Linked DNA regions of Homo sapiens: region 1 is linked to region 2. Evidence: chromatin contacts called from ENCODE Hi-C or POLR2A ChIA-PET data. All regions are on one chromosome and are shown on one strand. The core of a region is the stretch at or near the end of the contact, and the rest is flanking DNA. Distances in the headings are between cores, read along the strand shown. Region 1 overlaps AHCYL2 (adenosylhomocysteinase like 2). Region 2 holds the start of SMKR1 (small lysine rich protein 1).

Evidence for each region. A loop is a pair of places that touch in the nucleus more often than their neighbours do. ChIA-PET counts read pairs that join two places held with the same protein, here RNA polymerase II (POLR2A). Pooled maps may share reads with other maps.
Region 1: a loop to region 2 is called in a pooled map, with 2.1 times the contacts of the local background. The contact joins the enhancer-like site here to the promoter of SMKR1 in region 2. A Hi-C loop is called at or near these places in 1 of 50 pooled maps. POLR2A ChIA-PET finds 5 or more read pairs at or near these places in 4 of 52 experiments (BJ, H1, HEK293T and 1 more).

What each region holds. Positions count from the first base shown.
Region 1 is chr7:129,399,728-129,403,002 of GRCh38, forward strand. AHCYL2 (adenosylhomocysteinase like 2) reads left to right here. Exons shown (of 17, transcript NM_015328.4): 6 at 563-657. Among named protein-coding and RNA genes, the nearest start is that of STRIP2, 33 kb to the right of the region's middle. Within about 2 kb of position 1,869, at least 4 of the 41 ENCODE cell types and tissues checked have a DNase peak (open chromatin) inside an H3K27ac peak, as active enhancers do.
Region 2 is chr7:129,500,700-129,504,014 of GRCh38, forward strand. SMKR1 (small lysine rich protein 1) reads left to right here and starts at 1,832. Exons shown (of 2, transcript NM_001195243.2): 1 at 1,832-2,128. The coding sequence starts at 2,126. RefSeq lists silencers at 1,531-1,580, 1,641-1,980.

The DNA of each region.
Region 1 (3,275 bases), core at 619-3,118, 100 kb before region 2:
TTTTTTTTTTTTTTTTTGAGACAGAGTCACGCCCTGTCGCCCAGGCTGGAGTGCAGTGGCACGATCTTGGCTCACTGCAACCTCCACCTCCCAGGTTCAAGCAATTCTCCTGCCTCAGGCTCCCAAGTAGCTGAGATTACAGGCATGCACCACCACGCCCAACTAATTTTTGTATTTTTAGTAGAAACAGGTTTCATCATGTTGGCCAGGCTGGCCTTGAACTCCTAACCTCAGGTGATCCACCCACCTCAGCCTCCCAAGGTGCTGGGATTTCAGGAGTGAGCCACCGCACCTGGCCCCCTTTCATTACATTTTAAACAACTGTCATACTTTTGTCCATTCTGCTTGTCCTCCTTGGGCTAATAAGAGCAGAATGACCAACAAAGACAAAGGAATGGATAAAGGGGCTGAAGGCAACGCCAATCAGTGAAGAATGTCAATCCAAGGAGTATAGCAGAATGAGAGAGTTGGAAATTAGGAAAAACCAGAATCTTCTCACTAAAATTAGGGGGTCAGCCTTTTTTGGTCTTTAATGGTTTCCCTTTGTTCCTTTTTTTCCCAGGATTTCCTGTTTTTGCCTGGAAGGGAGAGTCAGAAGATGACTTTTGGTGGTGTATCGATAGATGTGTGAATGTGGAGGGCTGGCAGCCAAACATGGTGGGTCAGATTTCTGCTAACACAATTCTGTAGGGGTCAGGAATGGGGATGGGTGGAGGTTATGGCCTAGGAGAGGGTTTCCCAACAAGAAGGAAGGAAAATGGCTTCATTTCTATCTGATATACCTGGGTTTCCAGCAGAACTAGATTCTTATGCTACGGGTACCCCAAGAGTATTGAAGCTCTTATAACCTCAGAGTGCCTTAATTATTGGTTCTAATGTTGGAAGCATTTATATTCATTAGAAACATTAAAGCACTGCCCAGGATTCACATGTGGCTGGTTAAAAAACAATAGTAATGAGTTTCCATCCCCTGCTACTGCCTACTTCCCACCCCTTACAACAACCAAAAAACCCAAACAAACCACCCCAGAACTCTGGAGATACTTAGCCTTCTCTCTAGAATCCATATACTTGTAATGTTAGTCAGGACTAGAAAAAAAATAAAAATAATATTCATATAATGAATTTATAGTAAACCTGAAGAGCTTACAAGTTCAAATTTCTTCTCTTTATATTCTTTCCCCACATTAAAAAAGACGAGATGAAGTTTTAGGGTTTTAATTTTTGCTTCATTTTTATTTTTGTTTTATTTTTTAGAAGATCAAGTCTTGAAGCCTCATAGCACATTAGATTTGCAAAGAGGCAAAAAGCTACACAAAGGGCCAGGTGTGGTGGCCTGTAATCCCAGCACTTTGGGAGCCCAAGGCAGGTGGATTACTTCAGCCCAGGAGTTCGAGACCAGCCTGGGCAACATAGGCTTTCTACAAAAAATACAAAAATTAGCAGGATGTGTTGGCATGCACCTGTAGTAGTAGTCCCAGCTACTTAGGAGGCTGGGACTCCTAAGTGGGAGGATCACTTGAGCCCAGGAGGTGGAGGTTGCAGTGAGCCGAGATCACACCACTGCAGTCCAGCCTGGGTGAGAGAGTGAAACCATGCCCCCATCCCAGTGCCCCCCCCCAAAAAAGCTACACAAAGTATAAGGTGCTCCTATTTTGCAAATAATTCTGCCCTCTCCCCTAGGGGGAGGGGGCAGAAATTAGGGAATGTACTGAGAAAAGAATCCCTGAAGCTCTAGTCCAACCATTGCTTGCTGCTGAAGGCTGCAGAGCAGGCCTCACTTGGTGCATGGCAGAGAAGTAGCTTCTTTCTGAATTCTGTGATCCAGGTCACACTGCACCAGGCTTGTTTGAGGAAGCTGGGTTAGAGCTTCATATCCTAAAGGGGTGGGGGAGCAGAGTTGACAGTGGCTGTAAGATGAGTCAGCTCATTCCAACAGTTTTAATAGTGACACAAGGGAGTGTGACTGACAGATGCTGAAGCAGATATGCCAGGGGGTTTCTCCTGGGAATAAAACATTGATTTTTAAAGTCAGGAACCCAGGGAGGACATTAGGATTATACCTGGAGAACTTTTACAAACTGTAGAACCAGCACAAACTGCTAGGAAGGTTAATAAAGAGAGTAAGACAAGGACAAAAACAGTTGTCACCCCAGAAAACAGGACCCATACCTGTTTGGATTCTGTCAAGATTTAGTACTTCTCCTTGCTTCCCAACCTCTGGAAGATTTCCTGATGACAATAATTTTCTGCAGTAGATTTATATGGTGAGAATTATGGGCAGCATTCATTAAGTAAATCTTAGAGACAGCAACTACTGTCTCTAGTGGATAAGAATAGTGAAACTTACAACACAGAGTTTCCAGTTGTTCAATCTCTCTTGTCTCTTATCTTTTCTGTGGAAGGGAAAACTTCATCAGGGATTCCATACATGGAGAATGGGAGAGAGAAACTCAGAAGAGCTTTTTGCTTTCTTGGGGCATCTGTTCTGGGGGTTTCTACTTGTAGTATGGAGCAAGTACAAGAGCTTTGATGAGAGTCCTAACTTGGATCCTGGTTCTCAAGCAAGGTTTGAGTGAGAGAAAATAGGTCAACAGCAAGAGCAAAAGCAAAAAAGAGATCAGGTGGTAGACATGAGGTTGGGGATTTTGTGTACTCTGGGGTCCAGAATGGCAGTTTTGGCACTTATAGTAGAGTTGATAATTGATGAGACTGCAAGATGGGTGCATGTCAGCAGAGGGCAACCCAGTTCTGTGGGACTTTCCAGGAGGATGGGTATAACAATTTGCAGAGTCCTGCTAAACACTTCTGACAGCCTAGGGAAGGACTGAAGTGTCACAGCCTCGTGCCTAACAATGTTCTAAGCTGGTTTTTCTTTAGTTTTATAATTCAAAAGCTTTTCTCTGCTGATGAAAGCTCCAGTGGGCACAGCGTTGTGTTTATCTTTAATCCCAACCTGAAATAGTGATAGATGAGCTGTTCAGAGGCATGCTTGCACACCTACATGCTGCACGGTTCCCTGGTTATTTTTAATTTGGTTTGTACAGAGTGTGAGGTTGTGCTAGGCAAAACCCTACAGTGCTGCCTGATATTTTGGGTGGGAGAGTGCCTATACTTTGGGAGAAGAAAAGGATTAAGGAATACAGTTTTATAAACCATTGTTCTGACAGGGAGACTTAATTATCTGACCATTTATTGATTTATTTTTCTTTTTTTTCTCAAGAGGCTGTGTAAACTGAGGCTGTTTATTTAAACTAAGTCTTGACTGAATATAT
Region 2 (3,315 bases), core at 582-3,081:
TGAACCCAAGGGGCAGAGGTTGCAGTGAGCAGTGATCGTGCCATTGCACTCCAGCCTGGGCAACAGAGCAAGACTCCATCTCAAAAAAAAAAAAAAAAGAAAAGAAAAGAAAAAGAAAAGAAAAGAAAAGAAAGAAAACAAAACAACCTTGTAGCAGGGCTCTGGATCTCTGATCTGGAGCTCAGGAAAAGCAGGGCTGGAACAGATTTGGGAGTGATCCCATAGGGGTAACCTTGGGAGAGCTGAGATAACCCAGAGAAGTGTAAGCGGCTGGGGTGGGCCAGCCCCATCCAGGGATGAAGACAGGCGCAAGAAGAGAAGAAAGTGCAGGTGGAGGGCAGGAGAATTTGCCATATCCAGGGCATATGGACTCATAAGAAAAACTCACAGACATATTAAAAGTAGCTGGAAGTTGGGTTTGCTCTGTTAATGAAGGATTAGGGAAAGCATATGTAAGAGAACCTAGAACATAAACAGTCCTCTTTGGAAGCCAGTTTGTCTTTCAAGAGAAAGCAAACAAAACACCACATCCTTGCAGAGCCTTCCAGGACCCTACTCCTGCTTCTTGGTCTAGCCTCCTCCCCCTGTCCCTAATTTTGGCATAATTGACTGCTCCTTGTCATCCAGATCTGTTTTAACGTCACCTCCTCAGAGAGGCCTTCCCCAGTCACCAATCTAAAAGAGCACCCAGTGGTCACATCAATTTAATGCAATATGCCATACTGTCCCTATCACTTTTAATGTCTGCCAGGCCCTCCATTTCAGCCACGACCACCTCCCCCAAATCACCCCTTAAAAGAACAAGGACTTTGCCTCATTCAGAGCTCAATTTCCAGGGCCTGGAAGAGTGTCAGGCACGTGGCAGATGCTCAATAACTGTTGAATAAAAAGGAATGATAGGCCGGGCAGTGGCTCACGTCTGTAATCCCAGCACTTTGGGAGGCTGAGGCGGGCAGATCACCTGAGGTCAGAAGTTCGAGACCAGCGTGACCAACATGGCGAAACCCCATCTCTACTAAAAATACAAAAATTAGCCGGGCATAGTGGTACGCATCTGTAATCCCAGCTACTCAAGAGGCTGAGGCAGGAGAATGGTTTAAACTTGGGAGGCGGAGGTTGCAGTGAACCGAGATGGCGCCACTGCACTCCAACCTGGGCGACAGAGAGAGACTCGGTCTCAAAAAAAAAAAAAAGGAATGACCAGTCATAAAAAAGAATGAGTCGTACCACCCGAAGTGTAGACTTCACCTGCAGGGAGGGAGGCTGGAACTGGCAAGGTTGGAGGCAAAACTGTACCTACTGTACCTTTCTCGCCCAATCCTACCTGCACATGAACTCCCTCCCCACCCCTTTAGTCTCTCGGGCCCTTACTCTCTTTATCCGGCTCTTTTGCAAACATTTCCCATGATATTCTCCCTTCACCGTCACAGTCCTTATGCTCGTTTCCCAAAAGAGCTTCTCCGATGATCTCTCCCAGGTTGGCCGAGTGAGCGGGCCTAGCCTGCGCTCTCACCCCAGTGCCACCCCAGTGGGAGCGCCGCCCGCGCCCGCCCCCTCGCCCCGCGCCCGCCCCCTCGCCCCGCGCCCGCCCCCTCGCCCCGCGCCCGCCGCTCCGGCAGCCCAAACCCAGACGCTAAAGCGCCGAACTGGGTTTCCGGGCGCTGGAGGCCGCGGTCGGCCTCGTACTAGGTGACGGCCCATCCCGCGCGCGCAAGCCCGGAACCCCGCTCCGCTCACCCTCCGCGCGCTGCCGCTTTGCCCTGGCAACGGTAACCACGGCGAGGCCCTGCCCCACGCCCGGTGATTGTGCGCGCGGCCCCGCCCCCGAGGCGCACGCCGGCCCAGCGCCCACAGCTGCGGCGGCCTAGGTGCCGCGTGGGGCAAGCAGGTGCCTCGCGTCCAGGCGGCTCCGCGGCTGGCTGCCTCCCGAGCCGGCCGCGCTCCTCCCAGCGAGGCGTGGCGGGGAGGCGTAGTGAGGCTGGGCCCGTGGCGGTTCCCTGAGGAGGGCCGAGAAGGGGCCGGGGGTGCTAGGGGAACGGGCGCTGGGGGCAGCGGCCCCGGTGGATGCTAAGGGCTTCGGGATCGGGAGAGTCCACCACGCCTGCCTGCTCGGCTGAGAATCGCCATGGTAATCCCCGTCTCCCTAAAGTACCCGGGGCCAGGGCGCGCGCCGTGGAGCCCCAGGCTGTCCCGGAGAGGCGCGGGCGCCGAGGTCACCGCCTCTCCCTGGGGTCGACCTCAACGCGTGGCGAAAAGATGGAGGGACAAGGGGTGCCCGGCGGTCCGCGCCTGCTGGGGGCGCAGCAGCCGCGGAGTCAGGCCAGCCGTCTTTCCAGGTTTTAGGTCGTGGTCCTGTTGAGCAGCCCCCACACCCAGACGGTTGATGTGGAAAATAAAGGGAGGGTGGCACCGTGGTGTGGCACGTCAGGGCGCCAGGCCATGCCCACAGTGACGGGTCCGAGCTGTTAGCTGCCGTAGCCACCCTGGGTGCCCGCGCGGGATTCTCCACTGCTCTGCAGACTCAGGAAGCAGAGAGTGAGCCTGGTACCACCACCTTGCTGTCAACAGCATTCCTGTTCTCAGCCCTCATCCAGTCACTTACGACCTCCTTCCAACCCTCGCTGCTCTTTCCAGAAGGGCTGTGACCTTCCAGCCCCTGCCCCAAGTCCTCAGGGAGGCATCATTGTCTGCTAAACTAAGTACTGCACGCTTGAGCTGGGCGCACAGAGCCCTTGCTAAAGGGGCCTCAACCTCGAGCTTTCTCTGCCATATCTTCTCTGCTAAACAACAACAAACAAAACGAACAAAAACCCTGCATCCCACACTAAACCCGCGTTCTTCTGGAAGCCCCTTGCGCCTTCCCTGTCTTGATCCGTTTTCTTTGAGGCTTGGATCAGAAGGACCCTGCCTCCTGCTTCCCCATCGCTCCTTCAGCGCCCACAGCCCTTTGCACCTCACCTCTGGTGCTTTGCCTGTTTTTCCTTGGAAAGCCTTATTCCTCATTAGACTCTAGTGTAGAAATCATTAAGTTTCTGTGTTCTTTCCAGTTTGTTTCGTGTAAAAGGATTAAGTAAAAATTTCTTGGTTTGAGAGTCATTCCATGAGCTATTAAAGGTAAAGAGCTATTACCTTTTTTTTTTTTTTTTTTGACAGGGTCTTACTTTGTCACACAGGCTGGAGTACAGTGGTGTGATCACAGCTGACTGCAGCCTCCATCTCTGAGGCTCAAGTGATCCTCCCGCCTCAGCCTCCCAAGTAGCTCGGACCGTAGGCAGGCATCACCATGCCTGGCTAATCTCTGTATTTTTAGTAGAG